4 separate regions of the Mus musculus genome follow, and regions 1, 3 and 4 are each linked to region 2. A link is a loop called in an ENCODE intact Hi-C map of the cell type or tissue named here. Cell type or tissue: left cerebral cortex. All regions are shown on one strand. Region 1 overlaps Zcchc7 (zinc finger, CCHC domain containing 7). Region 2 holds the start of Zcchc7 (zinc finger, CCHC domain containing 7). Region 3 overlaps Gm12679 (a long non-coding RNA gene). Region 4 overlaps Zcchc7 (zinc finger, CCHC domain containing 7).

Region 1 (5,000 bases), 150 kb before region 2:
GGAAAGATGAGGACTCCTCAGGTGAGCAGCATGTGGATGGTGCTCGCACGTTTGGCAGGTCTGCTTGGGGAGCTGACAAAGCCACCCAAGACTCCAAACACATGCTCGGAACACATTAAAAGGAAGTTTCTTTTTTTGAAAAACGTGAATAGAAAAATGTCTCCATTGTTGGTGACTTTAAAAAACTTTTTTTTTTTTTTTTAAAGAAAAGCATGGGATGTTATATTTACCCTGCCTTACACCTCAATCCCAAGGTAAAAGATATTTGAATGGCTGTAGCTTTAGCACCTATCTCCTGTTCTCTTCTTCTGGACTGTCAAACAGTAGTTCTGAAGTTAGCTTTAGTCTGCTGATATTTGGGGCACCATTCTGTGGCAAAAAGCATAGAATTTTTTAGATGATAAAATTCTGATTTGCTGTAAAAATCATTCTGTGAAAACTCAGCAGTATACTTGTAGGCTGATGTTCCCAGGTAAGGAGAGAATGTGGACCGGGAAAACGAATGGAGCACTTGAACTGCAGTCTGGAAGACTCCGCCATTCAGCGGGTTCAGGGTTGTACTCTTGACTGCTAGTCAACACTGACCAGAAAGGAAGACAAGGAAATGTATTTTTCTTCTCTTCCCTAGTTAATAAAAATTTCCATTTTTGAAGTATAAATTCTAAGCATTCCAAAACTTAACCTCATATAAAAATTATATCCTCTTCCATATTCTGAAATTTTTAGTTAAACTAAGAAGTAGTAAGGTTGTAATGCATTTTAAATACATTAAAAAACAAGCACAAAATTAAACATAAAAGATGCATTAACCTTTTTGGTTCTTAATATATACAGCTTTTGAATTGCAATTTTCTGATTACTTTTTAAGTAAACACGATAAGAATGTCTAATGCATGTTAAATTATAGTTTCTATCAGAGAAAAATACTATGGGCTATATAACTCTGTGGGTGCCATATTAGCCTAGTGTTTTTGCTATAACATAAGAAAGGAAGAGATGGAGAAAGGACTTTCTTTTTTCATAGGGAAATAATCTACAAGGAACTATGTGAATGAAGAAAAAGACAAGGCTTTGCTAAAAATCTGAAAGCAGAAGTTACAATGTAAAGAATAGGGTTATATGATTAAGACATGTAAAAACTTTAACTTTTTGAGGAAGTAAAAGTGTTAGCTATTGGAGGAAACTACATAATTGTTAATTTTCCCGCCTCATGTTTGTCTCCAGATCAGCAAAGATATCAAAAGGCTTGCTTTTTCTTTTTTTTAAAAGGAAGTATAGGTAATTTTTAAATAAATTCTCTCACATATGTCTCCAGATCAACAAAGACATCAAAAGGTACATTTTTTTTTTTAAATTAGTCATCGAAATGGATAAAGAAAAGCAGTAGAGCCACATGCTGTGCTGGGGGTGTGCTTTAGAGTCTCAGTATCACTGTGTGTCTTTTGAAATGATGGATTTGCCTTTTATTAATGCATTCAAGTCAAGTTTGTTTAAAAGCTCTTTATTTAGATATAATCTATTAGAAACCTCATTTTACCATTGATATTACCGAAAATAATGAAAACTTCTCTTTTGAAATCTTATTTCACAATATTGTAAGGAAAAATTGAAAATTCCTAAGTCTATGTTACTTATCTTCATCTTTCTTGCATGTTTATAAGAGAGAGGCTTCCTAGACCCGATTTTGTAGCTGCTTAAAGTGTACTTGTTCTGGAAATGATCCTCCAGATCTTATCAGTTGGGAATCAGGCACAGCAAGTGAAAAGCACTCAAATGTCAACAGTTCCAAACACAAGTTCTAAAAGAAATGTAACCCCAAAGTCCAGTGCCTTTGGAGTTAGAAATAGATACTTTGTGGTCAGAGGAGAAGTGAATGTATCACAATGATCTCTCGACCTTTACAGCCTTAAGCAGGCTGGTTGAAATGAGTACATAAGAGGCAATTCAAACTTCCTTCCTTCTGTGGCCACTGCTGTGACTGATGCCACTGTTCACATGTGAGGGCTACTCTGAGTCAATAGATGGCAGTCCATCGCCTAGTAAAAGGGCTGAAGATGGCTAAAATCAGCATGCAGTGTGCTTTCACTCAATATTTAATACTGCTTAATTACAGGCATTCAAATATTGTCCATATACTGATAAGGCAATTTAAATAATTGGAAAATGATTATATTTTAGATGGATTGATAAAAGTATTTACACATTTATAAGCATACTATTGTTGTAGTTATTCTTGCATAATAACTCACTGTTAATTAAAACCTGATAGTTGTGAATTACAATGATTACTTCAACATTTTCTGAAAGAAAATCAACCAGGTTTCCATATAAAGAAAACTTCAAATTGAATTTGTTATTCTTACAGATAGAATATATTATATTCTAATAAAGATGAATTTATTTTGTTTTCATTTTTAAAGATCTCTATTCTTTTTATAATTTGTTTCTGAAAAGCTAAAAAAATACTCAACAAACCTTTTAACCTTCTGTTACATTTGAAGCTAATTTTTATCATTCAATAACAGTCACATAAAAATTCTTTAAATTAGTGGAAAAGCTAAAAGAGCTACAAAGTCAAATGTATGATGGTATTACTTAATAAAAGTAACGAGTACTGCCACACCACTATACAGAGACTCTGAGACCTTGAGAGATACAAGAATAATTCTGTTCTTATCAGGTTTAGGCTATAAGGGCTTTACCATTATTATGTTACCAAAGAGCTGCTACAATGCCAAAATATAATCCACTGACTGCATTTGTCACATATATGTATATAATATATAGACATGTATATGACTTTTATTTAATATAACACTAAAGTTTTAGATAACCCTGCAGATATACTACTATCCCTTGCACTGTGGCCCGGGCAGACAATGGTAGATGAGTCTGCCTGTTGGCTCACTTTATATCTCTGTAAGAGGAAAGCAGTATAAAGATATGTTTTAAAAAAACTGCCTTTTCTCTTTTCTGAACTGTATCATACAAAATCTTTTATATACTAAACTTCAACAACTATTAATTATATTGTGCTATATAACTGTATAATTAAAAGAAATGGTCTCTCAGTACTATTTAATACATCAAAAATGTATTAAATAGTAAGACAATATTGAATTACTGACATTATTTAAACTGGAAAGTCAAAGTGAGCTGACTTTATATTGAGAATTAATCAAACGGATTATACATCAATAGTTATTTTCTGCTTTCAGTAAGACTAAAATCATAATAAATCAGAATTGAATAATAAATCAGAAATTGACTATTAAATATATATGTCTATAATTCAAACAAGTATAGACTTTTAAGGATAGGAGAGTTGAATTGTCCTATATGAAAGGTACACTAAGCTTTTTCTAGCTGCAGTTAAGAATGTATTTCAGCAAAAGCAGAAAGTGATAATGGATGATATTGTGGGCTGTATGCTTATGGACTGTGGTAACACAGTGTTCTAAAGACGCAGTTTTATAGCCTCTAAAATACTTTCCCCCTTTAATTTAGTGAATATAATCTAAGCCTGAGGGTATTATGATAGAATCATTTAATGACATGAGTAATAAAAATCAGCTGAAATCTTTTAAAAACAGGAAAATAAAGAGCAGGCAGTGGGCAGGAGAAAGGGAGAGGTGCATTATTGCTTTCTCAGTACAAACTCTCCAGATGTTTATTATCTTGCTGCAGAAGATGCTTGTCTATATTTTATGGTCAGCAGTTCAGAGAAGGGTAAATAGGCTGGGTCTTGGGGAAAATAAAAAGGTGTTTTTACTCACCGTTAGGTGATACTGCCTCCAGATTTCTGGGCAAGCCTGGAAAATAAAAATATTGATCAGCTGGGAGCATGAAACAAGGTACTTTACAGCCTGTTGGTTTTGGCATAACCCAGCATCCACCGGTGTCGGTCACAGGAAAATAAGAAGCTTAACAGAAAGGGTCTGCATTTCAGCTTCAAAAACCTGGCTAGACGGTTTAATTGAATTTTACACTGCTTTAACACACTCCCTGCCATTGTCAGGAAGCCAGTTACAAAGTTTTCCTCTCTTTCTTCACAGGTTAGAAGTTTGGTATGATGCTGGGCCGTAACTCAGTTAAACTGGTAAATCAAGAGCAGTGGTCTAGATCTGTAAGACTAACCTAGAGTGTCTTTTAAAAGAGCACCACTTTTAAGATGCTTTAACTGTGCAGTGTACTTATCTGTAATGTCTGTTGGTGCTAACTTAAAACTTAATGAAAAAGAGAATAAAAAAGGAAAGCCAAGCCAAACCAAAGAAAGCAAAATCCCTAAAATCTATAGCCTTTCTCTTATACATCAAAATTTTACATGTTCATATTTATCGAGAAATAATCTAAAAACAAAACAATGAAACCTCAAAAAATCTGTTCAAGATGAACTTACTGAAATCAGAATAGATAACAAAAATCCTCAGCACCAGGAACAGACACCAGCAAGAGACCCTTTTCCTGAGTCACACACTGATCTCTCCCAGAGGAAACTGTCTCTAGCAGCACTGTTTCGCTCATCAGTTAACCATCCTTACAGAAGAAGAATGTTTTAACAGTAACTATGCACAGCAAAATCTCTACTGAAAATACCACATATGTAGTTAGAACAAAGATATATAACTCAGGTGAAAAAGCACACATTATATACTTTAGGCTTAACTAGCCTGTGCAATTTTCTATAGGAAAGCATGTAAATTAAAATGTCCAGTGGTCTTCCTCCCAGTTCTAGCGGCATATTCATCAAATATGTAGTATCTGGAAAACCCATTACTTAAGTCAATGATTTCTCTACTAGTAATGCTAACTGAAAGAAAAATACTTTTATAAAATTAAAAGTAGCTTTTTTGGTTCTCAGGTTAAGGATGACACACTCAAACATACTTACATACAAAACTTAATGTACGATATATCTTCAAGTACTCACTTCCTGCCTTCTGGCATAAAACTTTTGCTATGTACATATAATTTGAGTTCAATTACTATAGAGATAGCAA
Region 2 (5,000 bases):
TTCCCATGAAAGGTAGAAAAATGAATTTAACAATTTAACCCCTATGGCAGTTAAGAGGATTTTGTTCCTTCTGTACTTGAAAACTGTGTTCTGGCATAACATACGCTTTTATATTTATATAGCTCATATATGCCAAAGTTAAGGTTTGCCTCAAGCTGTTTTGGTTTGTTACAACGTTAATTTCAATCAAATTCACTTAATTTTTAAAAAGTATACTCAAGGATGAGTATGAATCTGCATGTGTATCTGCATGTGCACACACACGCTTTTTGACGCAGAAGGCTTTCTCAGCTTTTTACTGAGCATACTTAACCAGCTAACACATGTTTCTGACAAACATTTACATCTAAAAAGTACCTGCTGGATTGTTTTCACAAAACTCCCTTTAGAAACATTTGAAGAAACAGGTCCAAAGACACAAGGAGGCCTCCCTAAGGCTGGACACTTGGTTAAGAACTCGGCTAGCATGATTTACATGTTCCTGATCTAAGCTAATCATCACTACAAATACTGCTATATGTGTACTGGCTAAACACCTACATTTATCTGACATATACATTAACTTTCCACAGGGAATACAAACCTGAAACAGACATTTTAATTAAAAGGAGTAGTAGACATTTAAACTTACAAATTTACTATTTAAGAACCTAACTGGTACTTAAACTTTATCAAAGTTCTGTGTGGTAGGGCACAGGGACACACAATAATCCTAGCATTTGGTCAGAAGTTCCTGTCTTAACCCCTAGAACCCATCCCCAAAGAGTAAATAAACAAAAGATGTTATCAAAGCACAGCAACTCAGAAGACTGATCACATTTTAAAATCTAAAATATCAGAAGTGGAAAAGAAGCTTATCTAAAGAAAGAATATAAAACCACTCACTGTGGTTTTTTTTTTTTGGGGGGGGGGGACAGTCATTGAATTTCTTTAAACTAACAAAGGTTAATTAGGTTTCCAGAATTTACCAAGACTTAAAAGCCAATATTCCCCCTTAAAAGATTACCTACTAGTCATTCTAGACGCTTTGCTCTTAATTTTCTTTCAAAGTATTTCCAGCTTAGAGCTTCTTTCTGGGTGCTATAGGTCATCTGAGGTAGATTTAAATCCCAAATTTGGTCTTATTCATTTGATGGTGCTGGGGACTATATCCAGGGGCCTGGACATGCTAAGCCAGTGTTCTACCTGGGGCTGGACCCCACCTTGAGGGCTGAATTTTTAAATCCACAGTTGTCAATGGATAAAATGACTAATAGTTTATTCTCCACTTAGGTTTATAACTTACAAGAATCTCAGTGTGCTACTGAGATTCAGTGAAGGCAGAAACAAAACCAATTACAAAAGTTAAAATGTCTGCCCCTTTTTCAAATGTTACTGTCACTTCCAATCAAAGGAGGTAAGGAATCCAAATGGGACCATCAAAGAGAGAAACAATGGGCTTGTCTCCATGTCAGAAATGCATGCTAAATTTACTGATGTTAACTTCTAACTACTCTTTGGACTCTGCTGGAAACAGTGCTTCTCCTATTTGTCCCATGCACTGTTAATCGTGTAGTTTTCATACAATTTTCACTTCCAATTCTTCCCTCAGATCATTCCCCATCCTCTGACTAAATGACAATAATTAACTGTCCCTAAAGCACAACACCGTCTTAAATACACACGCTGCAATTTAAGGTCTAAATGTTCAACACCAAGTCGAGAGCTTTTGAAGGGAGCCTAGTCATTAAATTAAGGGTGATTTTATACTTGGGAAAAACAGGCTCAGGAAAAAAATTATCCAATGGGCTAAAAAAGGCCCTTAAAAGTTTCCTTCTGCCGGGCGTGGTGGCTCACCCCTTTAATCCCAGCACTCTGGAGGCAGAGGTAGGCGAATTTCTGAGTTCGAGGCCAGCCTGGTCTACAAAGTGAGTTCCAGGACAGCCAAGACTATACAGAGAAACCCTGTCTCAAAAAAAAAAAAAAAAAAAAAAAAAAAAAGTTTCCTTCATTCAACCCTGAGACTTGAAATCACAGTAAACTCGACCTAAAGGTATTCTGAGCGTCGGCAGCTAATCAGTGATGGCTGGAACTGGGGGCTGCCAACTCCCAACCTCGATTTCCCCACAGTAAAATTGACTACAACTGTCTGCTGTTAGGGTGTGCGGGCGCGGGGGCAGAGGATCATCTTAGGATACCCTGGTTTTATATAAGGAATGGGGCATAGTTCCCAGATTCTTTGTGTCTACTCGTGAAGCGGCTACTTGACAGCACCAGCTTAAGGTGGCCCCCGACTGGACGCATCCTTGAGGGCCAGGTTCCCCTCAGCGAAGGGAGACCTCCACATTTCGGGACTGGCCCACCTCCCCAGGACGGGTGAACCGTGGGAGGCGGTGGAGTAACGCCGACAGAGAAGACGTGCCCGTCAAGGCCATCGCCGCCCAGCCTTGCCCAAGCCCTGGTCTCGGGCCGCCAAACCCCAGCCCGGTCACTGAGCCGCGTGGGGCGGCACGGAGCTGAGAGGCCATTTGCTGCGCTGCACTGCGCTGAGCCCCGAAGGACCGGGAGGGGAAGGCCAGAGAGGGGCACGCATTAGTTCCACAGCTCCGCGGGCGAGGCGGAGAGGGGAAGGGGTCCCCCGGCCGCGGGACAGCTCGGGGTCCGTCACACACATACTCACTGCCGCGGCCGCGACCAGGAAGCACCAACCAGGAACCGAAACGCGTAGAGGAACGGGGAGGGGCGAGGACAAATGAGGTAAGGAAGCCGCGTCCGCGCGGACTCCAGGGAGGAGAAGGTACTTCCGGGGAAAACAGAGCTCTTGGGAGCTGTCCTTCCGCCCAACCCGCGAGTCCTCCGAGCGCATGCGTAACGCTTATTAACCCTTTGTTTTCTCCGCCTATAAACTTTGTGTTTGGTTTTGTTCTTTTTTTCTTCATCCTTCCTTTCGAAAAGAAATCTCGGCTGAAAAAATTATGGTGCATATTTTTATCTTATGAGTTATACTAAATAGAAGCTACTTGAAGGGCAAAAGTAAGTGCGAGTTCACTTACTCCCGTGTTGGAAAGAAAACTACAATTCCCATGATACCTTGGTCCGGTCGGCAGGGGCTGTCTCTTTTCTAGCTCTGGGTGACGCCCTCGTAGTAACACGTGGCGCAGAGCAAATCGGCCCCTTTTCCGGGTGGAGGTCAGAGTTAGTAGGGGATTTAGGGTTAGTAGGTGACTTCGGAGAGGGACCTTGATAATGCCAGCGCGGGAAGAGGCATTTTTGAGAGTGTCTGGTTTGGGTTTTGGTTTTTCCGCTAGTGGGAATAGTGACCGCACGGCTTTTCTCACCTTAGGTTGTAAAGTGCACTCGGAGGTGCTTCCGCCTTGTTAACTGTTTGTGAACCGTGAAGAGCTGCACTCCTGCAACACGGAGTAAATGCTGTTCTTTCTGGTACTAGGAGACGGTGTTCACGGCCTCCAGCATTGGTTCCCTTGGTCACACCTTTAAGAAAAAACAAAAAAACAAAAAAACTTTAATTATGAGGTTGGACGTGTAACCCAGTTGGTAAAGTGCTTGCTTACCGCATAGAAGGCCCTGGGTTCATTTTTAAGTTCCACCACATAAGCAGCCTAGTACAGAGGAGGTGGAAAAAGGAAAATAAGGAATTCAAGTTCATCCTTAGCAACGTGGAGCAGTCAAAGATAGCCTGAGCTACTTAAGACCTTGTCACAGTCAAACACAAACAAACATAAGTTCATCTAAGCAACTTTACAAATACCGAATTAGGTACTGACAACATCCCTGATAGATGAGTTTGATTTTAAATCTTTTTGCCAACATTTATTGAACATATTAGAGCCAAGCTGTCAGCCTTCTACGTTATTAGAAAACTAAGCTTATATTTACTTAAACTAAATTATAGGGGGGTTGGGGGAAGAGTTTCAGGAAAATGTCAGGCTGTTCTAGAAAGTCCAGATAAAGTAGAAGAATTTTAAGGTCTTGTTACAGTATTAGGAGTTTGAAAATAATTACAAAATTCGATTAGCATTATGGTTATGTGCTAGGAAAGAAAGGGACAAGACACTATAAAAAGGCAAAATTGAAAAACCTATTTGGGGGATAGAAAAAGTGGTATAGAAGTAGGTCACATGTTTGGACAGTTCAGGGAATATGTGCCAAAGGAATGCTGTGTGTGTGTTTGTGTGTGTGTATGTGTGTATTAAAAGACTGAATTTTTAATCAAGGGCCATAATAACTCCTCTTAGTATATTGTTAGCTTACAGGTGATTTCACTAGACTCCTCCCAGGGACCGAGCAAGGGATTAGAGGACCTATAAAAGGACTGCTGGCCACCCGGCTCTCTGTGTGTTCCATAATCTCATATGTCCTCTCCTTTTTCTTTTTTCCCCTCCCCCCTCTCTGTTTTCAGAGTTCCCTCTCCCCCGTCTGTCCTCAGAGGTCCCCCTACCTCTTGCCCTCGTGGCCCCTGCCTGCCTCTATACCCTTTCCTACCCTGTCCCAGGTCCTCAGTCCTCTCCCTTCCCCCAGGAAACCTCTTTTATACCAGATCTGTTGCATGGCATAATTACTCAGGAATATGCCTTGGCATGAGCTAAGTACCCACCAGGTACCCCCATTCATAACAATATTGTTTTGCTGCCCCTTTTGCTAGTTTTTTAGGTTTTACTACAGAGCTTAGTCCAGCCTTAAACTCAAGTACTGGGATTGCAAGTTGGTGCAACCTAACCTAACCTTAAAAACCTAACTTTTTTTTATTATGTGTGTTTGGTTGTTTGAGACAAGATCTCTTTACTGTGTAGTCCTGGCTGTTCTGGAACTCTCTATACAGACCATACAGGCCTTGAACTCAGAGATCTGCCTGCTGAGCTTCTGAGACTAAAGGCGTGTGCCACCGTGCTCAGTGATTATTTTTATTATTAGTGTTAATTTCTATTTACAAAAAAGGAGAAACCGACTCAGATGAACAGATTTCTAACTGCCAGAAGTAGTGAATACTGCTTAATCTTGAG
Region 3 (5,000 bases), 220 kb before region 2:
TGTTGTATCAGCGTTTACACAGGACCACACTCTGCCAACTTGGACGTCCATAGGGCTCAGAGACTGGGTTCTGAGCATGGGCTGTGTTGAGAGACTGGAAATAGAAGCTTTCCATTTCTGAGGCTTGAGCCTGGAAACTACCAGGCCAGTGTCCAGCTCTCAGCATGCCCAGCTATAGGACTCTCTTCTGATGGCAGAGGGTCAGAGACCCAGGGCACGTGCCAACACTGCCATTGCACTCCCAAGACAGACAATACAGTTTTTGTTGTTGTTTGTTTGTTTGTTTGTTTTGTTTTTCAAAACAGGGTTTCTCTGTGTAGTCCTGGCTTTCTTGGAACTCACTCTGTAGACCAGGCTGTTGTTGAACTCACAGAGATCTGACTACCTCTGCCTCCCAAGAGCTGGGATTTAAAGTGTGCTCCCCCCCCCCAACCCCCGCCACCAAACTGAGTTTAGTTTTTAAAAAACAAATCTCATACTTTCTTCCTCTGGAACTTTTGTGAGTTATTTATGTTGTTGCTGCTGCTGTTGCTGCTGTTGTTTTCTGATACAGCACTGGCTGTGTAAGTCTGGTTGGTGTAGAACAATATGGACCAGGCAGGCCTCAAACTAACAGACACCTTTGCTTTCCCCCATCAACTTTTATGGCTCTGGAGTTTTGAAATTTTGTTATATGTATTTTTTTCAGACAGATATCAGATGTTTAACCTGTTTGTTGGACCTGATTTTACTCATGTCTGCTTAGCCCACTAGCATTTATTATGAAATAATGCTTTTTTTCTATTTAAAAATTTGGAGATGGAGATGTAGCTGGACAGGTAGAATGCTTGCCTGGCATTCAGACAGCCCCAGATATAATCCCCAGAATTTATAAACCAGGTGTGGTGGTACATGCTGGCAAGTTCAGCACCGTGGAGATGGAGCCTCAAGGAAGTTTTAGTAAATTAGAGGCCAGCCTGGGTTACTTGGTACCCTGTCTCTAAATAAAGACATAATGAAAGTTTGCCACCATTAAACACTGAATCCACATACCCTGTGGTCTATTTCTAAATGTTAGGTTCCTTTCTGCAAAGCTCCCAGTCTGTCATAGGTGTTGGTACCACACCAGGTAAGTTATTGTACACTTGTATTATACTGAATATATCAAGATTACTAATTGAGTAATCTGTCGGGGCTGGTGAGATGGCTCAGCAGTTAGGAGCGCCGACTGCTCTTCCAAAGGTCCTGAGTTCAAATCCCAGCAACCACATGGTGGCTCACAACCATCCGTAATGAGATCTGATGCCCTCTTCTGGAGTGTCTGAAGACAGCTACAGTGTACTTACATATAATAGAAAAAAAAAAAAAAAAAGGTAATCTGTCCTCTGCAGGCTAAATTCCAAACTCTGCTTGCGTTCCCTCTGTTTGTTGGACCGGACTTTACTCATGTCTGCTTAGCCCACTAGCATTTTAAGCTATAAAATACATTTTATTGACATCAGAGTTTTGCTATGTACCCCAGGCTGATCCAAATGCACCCCCCCTGGCATGTTAGAATTACAGGCCTGCACTATCATATCCAGCTTAACATTCATTTTAATCTCAAGTACAGTAAGTCCCTATGGAAGAAATGTTAAATGCTGTGAACACCTTCTCCCTTCACAGTAAATCCCTGGTTTTTTTTTTTTTTTTTTTTTTTTTTTTTTTTTCAGAAGCAGCCTCCTGTGGAAAGCCATATTGAATTGAAGGTCCCTTCTCAGTGCCCACAGACCTCTAAGATGCCTGAGGTTGGGGGTTCCTGTACCCCACACTGGGCCATGAGTTTCTTGAGTTCAAAAACCTCTTGGCCACCGTCTTTGGCAAGCAACATAGTATCAAGCTTGCCAAAGGACCGGATTTGTCTGTGATGGAAGGGCTAAGGAACACCCAGGCTTGGTCACCGCCCAGCCAGCCTTGAGGTTGGACAACAAAGAGGAGGGGCAGAAAGAAATCAGAAATCGCTGAGGCAGAGGTTAGGAGTCAGTCTTCTAGGGCCTCGTGTGGTTCCTCGGGGAGTTTTAAAGTCAGAAACACGGGGCAAGTGGCTGTTAGTTGAGGCAGGAGGAGCCGTCTTGCAGCCATAGGCTGGACAACAGGGGCATGACAGGTCCATGGAGTCTGAGTGGGGAGGTGCGATTCCAGGGTGGCCTCGGGATGAAAGCCCGCACACCCTCTCACTTGTGCCTATGATGGGTGGGCATCTAGAGGCCGCGGGGTTGTTTATCTCCAGCAAGTCCACCCTATTACATCACCTTCAGAAGCCCTCCTGTCGACTGTGAGGAAGTGACCCTCTGTGTGGTGGGGAGAGCCATGGAAGGGCGCTGCTGGGACCTCTACTGCGGGGCCTCGGTCCTCTAGCCACAGAGAGTGTATTGTGCTGACAGTGGGCTCTTTCTGGGAGAACAAACCTGGCCAGTGCCAGACTCAGATGCAAACCCGAGGCCTGAGTAGACCCAGGCTCCTGACTGTGCAGGTGAGAGGCAGACGAGAAGTCTGTCATTCTAGCGATGCCACGACCGGATTTACAGATAACGTGGTGGGATATGTGCGAGCGTGGGGGTGTTGCTCTGTGGAAACAGGCAGATTTTGCAGCTTGTTGTCATTGCTGGGGCATCGTGAGAAGTTGGCTGCTCAAAACATTGGGGCCACAGACTGGCTGGGTGACATCTGGCACAGCCCTTCTGTCTAGTTGGGAGAAATCACTGAGATCTCTTCGTGGGCGGCAGGTGCCAAGTCCTGGACCAGATCTTCAGGAGCCGGAGGCACAGTGGGATTAGCTTACACCGCACCCTGCTGGCCAGGGGACGAAATACATCCGTGGCATGTTCCTAGCCTTGTTGGGCTCTGCCGCCTCCTGGTGTTCATCCTCACTTTTGTGACACAAGTCCCTGCAACCCCTCCCCTGCAGGCAAGCCCTGGGTCTCTCTGACTTTTGTTGGAGGTGCGGAGGGATTTGAACCCAGATCCTGCTCGGTCCTTGGCGACTTTTTCTAATCACCTAGCTTCTGTTAGATCCTCGGACTGGGCTCCACCCTCCACTTCTGGAATCTGGAGGCTTGCAGGCTTGTACTAACCTGAAAGCCCTCCTAGACTCCCCAGCAGCTGTCTCAGAGTCCTGTGTCACTCCGTTCCCTACTGTCCTCAGCTCTGTCCAGCCTTTGACCCATTGCAAGACCCCAAAGTTATCCCTGTCACCTGGCTTTCTCCCAGCACTTGCCCAGCACACTCAGGCATAGAGTAGCCGAGCTGAGCCTTTTGCCTAGAGACACCTGGTGGACCAAGCACCCACACCCACGGGCTCAGCTCAGAGTATGGTCTGCTTTCCCAGCCAGGGGAGGGGCTACAGGAGGAGACAACTCGAAGATGCATTTCAATACTAGGCTTGCACAGGTACCTGTAAACTCATCAAAAGGTCAAATCTCAGATATAGAGTTATGTACTTCCCAACTTTATACAATACATGGTTAGCAAAAGGATACATTGTCCTAATGTATCCTAATGTGCTGTTTCAGTTAACTAACATTTACTACCTGAATGAATGTCCCTCATGCATACTGTGGAGGTTTGAATGAGAATGGCCCCATAGCCTCAGATATTTGAATGCTAGGTCCCCAGCTGATGAACTGTTTGGGAAGGATTAGGAGGTGTGGCCTTGTTAGAGGAGGTGTGTCACTGGGTGTGGGCTTTGAGGTTTCAGCATCCCAGTTTCAGTCTCTCTCTCTCTCTCTCCCACTGTGATGATAATGGAGTAACCCTCAGAAAGTATAAGCAACCCCCCAATTAAATGTTTCCTCTCATAAATTGCCTTGGTCATAGTGTCTCTTATTAGCATTAGAACAGTAACTATAGACAGCTAGTTGTTTGTTCAACAAATGGTTAACACAATTAACATTATCCCAACATGCCACTACAGTTAACATTAACCACCTGCATGAATATCCCTTATTACACACGTTAGCAGAAAAGCCCACATCATATTCTGTGATCAAAATTAGCTTTATGTGAAGTAGAACTTAAAATGAGTTCTTGTTGCTATGGTAGTGGCGGCTTTTATTTTTTTACGAAAGGGTCTCATGTACCTAGACAGGTCTCAAACTTACTGTGCAGCCAAAGATGGCCTTGAACTCATGATCCTCCTGCCTCTGCCCACCAAGTACTTGATTACAGGTCTGTACAGCTGTTGTCTGGCGTGTTTTTCTTTTTATGTATTTTATTTCTGAGGCAGGTTCTATTTTCCCTAGCCCAGGCTGGTCTCAAAAATCTCGATTTTCCTACATTATCCCCATGAGAGCTGAGATCACTATGCACAGCAAGATTTAAGATTATCCCACAAATGTTTCATCATTATCACCACCACCACCACCATCACCACCATCATTTTGAGTCAGGGTTTTACTATGTTGTCCTGTCCAGATAGGAACTCACTGTATAGATCTGACTGCTGTTGAATTCATGGCAATCCTCCCGCTGTTACCTCTGGAGTGCTGGGATTACAGGCTATGGCCATCACTACAAATCTTGGGGGCCACTAACCTTTCAACAATGCTCTCTCCAGACGCAGAAAAGATGGAGAGCAACTTAATCCTGAGACTGGCCACAGAACTCAGGGTTCCTTGTGGGCTTTGGACAAGACACTGCTTCTGTTAGGACCTTGCTTCTTCCTGAAGCATGAAGCTGATGTGGCAGAGGCCAGCCCACCTCCTCTTCAAAGGGCTGGATAGTAAATGTCTTCAGCTTTCAGGCCTGTGGTCTCTGTTGTAACTCCTCAGCACTGTGGTGACAAGCACAAAGGCTGCCTCAGATAATGCAGATGAGTGCCAATAAAACTTTATATAGTGACTGCTGAAATGTCAACATCATCTCTTTCTCATGTATCCCAAAGTGGTTGTTAGATTTTTTTTTTTTCTGAGCATGATCCACTTTTACTACGGTAATCTACAGGTGACCAGAGTTAGCCCACAGGGGTCATTTATCCCCAACGC
Region 4 (5,000 bases), 140 kb before region 2:
AGGATGGGAAATCTTTTCTTACTCTTCACACAGTCTCATCATTTGGAGGGCCATAACCACTGGTGCAGGCTGACTTAGGTCTTATACTCTATCTGTCCTTCACATTATAAAACAGGGATTTCAGTCAAATGGTTTTTACATTGTTGGTAACTATTGAGGTATTTCAAATATAGCAAGAGTCTGAACACAACTCATCAGTTTTTATTATGAACTTTCTTTGCACGTACGTATCTGGTTCTGGCAAAGCAGACGTTCAAGGATGGCCATGGGAAGAGAAACTTTGGTGATCTATTTAAATCTTAAAAAATATTTATTCAGTGTGAATATGAGTGCATGCTGTGGTATGGAGATCAGAAGACAACCTATGAGAGTCTGTTCTCCTTTTCTGCCATGTAAGTTCTGGGGATCCAACCTATGAATCAGGTTTGGTGTGCAAGTGATTTTATCCACTGACCCATCTTGCTGGCTCCCATTTGATTTTTAAACTTATAAAATGTTAAAATTCTCAAATTCGACAAGGTTCTAGAACCTTCCATAAAAGGAGTAAATTGACTGTAGGAAGCTCCACATTCCTTATCAAAGCCATTAGCCTTCCTGGGCTTTGACACTGTGGTTAGAACTGATAACCCTTCAACCCCACACAGAGTTACAACAGGAGGGGCAGGTCCAATGCACCGTTCTGATTTTGTTTTAAGTAACTGAAGTGTTTTCTAAATTTCTTGTACTTTCTTAATATTAACAAATACATACTTTTTGAGACAGAGTTTAATTGGTTTCAAAACTTGAAATCCCTTTGGATTAGGACTCCGAGGTGCTGGAATTAGAGGCCACACTACAATGCCTAAGTTACTTTTGAAATCTATAACAAGACCTAACTAAGAAAGCAGGCATATTTAAAGTACCGGGAAGCATGTACTTATTGTCACAGACTATTTTACCACTAGTAAAATCACCAACAAGAATTTCAGATCAGTTTTCATATGCACATCTGTACAAAACATCAAGTGTACATTCTTCTAAAGCCAGCTGTGGTAGTGCACACCTTGTATCCCAGCATGCAGGAGGTAGAGACATTTGTATCTCTGAGTTTGAGGCCAGCCTGTTTCACAGAACAAGGACAGCCAGAGCTACACAGAGAAATCCTATTTCAAGAAAACAACAAACAAACCTACCAACAGACATTCTTTCAAGTAGGATGGCTGATGGTTATGAACTGCTACACTGTCCAAAGTCTTGACAAATTAGTTCATTAAAAATACTTACGTCAGCATGGTGGCCTATCATATCACATCGGTCACATCGTTTTCTCCAGGACAATCTTTCAAAACATCTGTGGTTGGAAGACATGGGCAAAGAGCAGTCTAAGCAGTAACGGGCTGGACAGCCATACTGGAGATGTCCTCTCTCTGAGCAGAGGCAGCAGGCCCGGACTTTCTATATGGCAGACAAACACAAACTCTCTTTAGCAAAAACATATCGGTCTCAAATGGTAGAACATTGGTTTTTCTTTCCTATATCAAGTTATTTCTAACTTGAAACTCAGGGAAGGTCCAACCTTGAGCAGAATTATAAAATCAGCCAAATGTCCGAACTCAGAGATCGAACGCAGCTATCAGTATGTTGTTGCCACAAAGTCTGGACATATGCCTTAGCTTATCTTATATTTCTACTTATTCAGTCATAAAGTAGAAATATCTAGGATAATAGGATGAGTGTGTCTGGATATCAAGCCACAGGAGGAACAGACAGAGAAGCAGTTGTATGCCTACCACGAGCTGCTTTAGGAGGCATTAGGTAATGAAAGGACTGTGTGTCCAGAGCCACTACATACCATAACGCAGAACTCAAATAAATATGCTTGCTTTGCCATTACTACACACATATAGACAAAAAGAAGTACAAATCTCTAATAGTGAGAATTATTGCACAATGAAATGTGCTGTCTACAGAGGACAAAGTTTTAAAAGGAAATCCTTTCACTCAGTCTTCTCATCTTGTGGACAAGAAAATCTAGGCACAGAGTATGACGTATCTGCCACCACTAAGCTCATAATGGGAAAGCTGAAATGGAGCCCAGGGTTGCAGACACTACACCCATGCCATGCTCATGAGCTCCCTGTAATCCAACATGCTGAGTTCAGCCAGAGCTGAGTCTAGGAGCCAGGGCTCGAGGCCTTTAACACAGGAAGAAGCATCATGCATCTCACGTACTTGTGGTAAGGGGCAGTTTTTTGACAAATGGCCACGTTTATCACAATTTCTACAGGTGACATTTTTGTTGACTGAATAGTATCGGTTGTTCCACCTTCCAGATGATCTGTTATTATCTATCTTGGCCTAAGAGTAGAAGGAAAAAAATTAAGAATTAAAATTATTTCAGTTTAAGGAAACCTACCTATTCTTCCTCTTAAAACTACTGAGTGAGAAACATTAAATTTTAAGTCAGCTTTAATACTTTGGTACAACAAAAGAAGGAACAGACACCTCTGTTCAACCTAACACCCAGAAGCAGACTCCAGCCCCGAGAGGTGAGCGCAGGGATAGCGCTATTTCTTTGGCTCTTGCCCACGTGACTGCCCCCACTTGCCAGATTCGATTAGGGATCAGGTCTAGCAGGAATATGGCTATGCTACATTCAGCTGCTGCTAACTTCTACATCTAAACATACACCATTTAGTTCTGAATGAGAGGCTTGCTTAAAGTTTTAGTTAGGGAATGGTATTTTTATGATTTTGTGCTTTAAAACATTACAAAACTATATAACTACCAAATATAACCTTTTTTTGAAAAGCACAGGGCTACCTCTATTGCCTATAAAACTAATGACAACTTCTAAGAATATGAGACAATATTCTTCCACTATCAGCCACATAGTGACCCAATTCTAGTTGTCTCTTATTCTAGTCAAATTCTACTATATATGAAAGAACATGAGCAAAGTACATCATATGAAATACCTAAAGAGGAATACGAAATCCCAACCATGCGCTTATCTTGTTTGGCAGAATTCCGTCTTTAAAGTCAGGCATGGTGGTTCATGCCTATAATCCCAACACTTGGGAGGTAGGGGCAGGAGGATCTCGAGTTCAAGGACAGCCTAGGCTATGTAGGAGACCCTGTCTCAAAAAGAGAAAAATACATACATAAATAAATAAAATAAATTCCATTTTTGAAAAAGCTTCATTTTTTTTTTACCTGTTATTCTCCTGAATTGGTTGTCAACTATCTCCAATCTAGTAATATCTTAAAACTTGACTATCAAGTTGAAAACAACCTTTTAATTTTTTTTATTTTTAAGTATTTGTTACAATAAGGCTAATAATTGACACAAGCACCTGCCATGTTCTAAATATAGACTGACCATTTCCTTACACTGAAGAAACAGTTATTTCCGGTGTTGATCTTAGTAGTACTAGACCATAGGGGCTAACAGGAATCATTAAGGCAGAGAAGAAATATAAACAGAAGGGTGATTTATAGCTACTTATCATCTGACAAAAATCAAAGTTGAGTTACATTTCTGAAAAGTTAAATTACATACATACTAAAACCAAACTTTCTCTTCTAAGTTATGGGACTACATCTTTTTAAAAAAGTTTATACCCCCCCCCAAATTATGGAAAATAACAAATGGAAATATGTAGATCAAAGGACAATATTAGCTTAAAAAAATTGATCTTACCTCGATGTCTTTGTCACTGATGAACCAATTTACATCATCTAGAAAATAAAACAAATTTACTTTTAGTGCCTTAAGTCACACACAGACAATGGGACTTCAAATGTGTTAGTATTCAAACTGGTATAAATGAGAAGTTTAAGAGAAGGTATAAATGAAAAGGGTTAAACATCTAAAATTCTCATGTAAGTGAAAAATACTATTTTTCAGACTTTTTATTTATTTAAAATTGTGTGTCTATGCATATGAGTATATGTGCCTATGGATGCCAGAAGAGGGTGTCAGATCTCCCTGAACCTGGACTCTCTCCATGTGGGTCCCGGGAAATGAACTTTGAACCTCTGCAAGGGCAGCAAGTGTTCATAACTGATGAGCCTTCTTTCTAGCCCTAAAATTCTTTATTATTTTTTTGTGGTAGTAGGCTTTAAGTATGCCAAACAAAGCACTAATACCACTGGTTTTGTGTGTGTCTGTATGTGCAGCTGCACATGTGAGAGGATATCTATGAGGGCAGGGAGTATATCAGTATCCTACTCGCCAGCACTCTACCTTATTCCTTTGTGACAGCCTCTCTCACTGGCAGTGAACTTTGCCTCTGCTTAGCACAAAGCTAAGGTTACAGGTACATGTGTGCCCATGCCTACTTTATACATGGGTGCTGGGGATCCCAACTCAGGTCCTAGCTGGTGCAACAACTGCTCTCACCCACCTGAGCCATCTATGCAACACTTTGCTTAAAAGCACTCATATCAGTTGTGTGACTCTCAACAAATAATTATTCACCCTGTGCCTCATATTTTTTGCCTGTAAAATAGGGATAATAGTATTTATAGTATTTGCCCTGCCTACCTAAAATCTTTTGTAAGAATCAAATGAGATTTGTGAAAAATGGCTTTGTATACCAAGCTCAAATACAAATACAGAAAAAATAAGCAAAGGGCTCAACAGCAGATGTAGAAATAAATTTATGTCAATTTCCTACCTGACCAAGCAGAACTTTACTTAGAGAGGAGATGTTTCAATGATCCCAACCCTTTTTATTTTTCTAGACCCTAGACACTGGGACATTCCAAAATATTTTATAAACAAGCCTCAGAATCTTGTCTTTTGATTCTCTGAACCTGGCTATTGTGTGAAGTTGGTGTATAAACTGTGACCACTATCTATCTAAACTCTTCAACAAGTTGCTCATTAATGAGTCCTCCCAGCAGTGTCAACTGACTGCATCTTGTCTTCACTTATTCTGTCCAGTGGTGGAAAGTCACACAATCTCATTTCCACCTAAGTTGGTAGAAGAGAAATTCTTTATCTCAATATCAGC

Evidence for each region. Peaks named below come from ENCODE experiments on the same cell type or tissue, not always from the same donor. Only the 100,000 strongest peaks of a DNase experiment are listed, where the experiment ranks them.
Region 1: it touches region 2 in a loop (2.7-fold over the local background); 14 of 42 quality-filtered maps call a loop at or near these places.
Region 3: a loop joins it to region 2, with 6 times the contacts of the local background. A loop is called at or near these places in 3 of 42 quality-filtered maps.
Region 4: a loop joins it to region 2, with 2.1 times the contacts of the local background. A loop is called at or near these places in 13 of 42 quality-filtered maps.

Annotation. Positions count from the first base shown.
Region 1 is chr4:44,907,263-44,912,262 of GRCm38, reverse strand. Zcchc7 (zinc finger, CCHC domain containing 7) reads right to left here. Exons shown (of 9, transcript NM_138590.4): 6 at 3,777-3,812. Among named protein-coding and RNA genes, the nearest start is that of Gm12678, 34 kb to the left of the region's middle. In left cerebral cortex, a CTCF peak has its summit at 2,028; a DNase peak (open chromatin) is centred at 2,001.
Region 2 is chr4:44,754,352-44,759,351 of GRCm38, reverse strand. Zcchc7 (zinc finger, CCHC domain containing 7) reads right to left here and starts at 2,793. Exons shown (of 9, transcript NM_138590.4): 1 at 2,660-2,793. In left cerebral cortex, CTCF peaks have their summits at 2,435 and 3,103; DNase peaks (open chromatin) are centred at 2,252, 2,763 and 3,091; H3K4me3 peaks cover 2,347 bases; H3K27ac peaks cover 1,375 bases.
Region 3 is chr4:44,971,433-44,976,432 of GRCm38, reverse strand. The region is part of intron 1 of Gm12679 (a long non-coding RNA gene); the gene reads left to right. Among named protein-coding and RNA genes, the nearest start is that of Gm12679, 4.7 kb to the left of the region's middle. In left cerebral cortex, a CTCF peak has its summit at 2,840 (motif pointing left); a DNase peak (open chromatin) is centred at 2,774; H3K4me3 peaks cover 397 bases.
Region 4 is chr4:44,892,253-44,897,252 of GRCm38, reverse strand. It overlaps Zcchc7 (zinc finger, CCHC domain containing 7), which reads right to left. Exons shown (of 9, transcript NM_138590.4): 3 at 3,683-3,720; 4 at 2,212-2,337; 5 at 1,264-1,434. Among named protein-coding and RNA genes, the nearest start is that of Gm12678, 49 kb to the left of the region's middle. In left cerebral cortex, no CTCF peak of the experiment used is centred here; no DNase peak of the experiment used is centred here.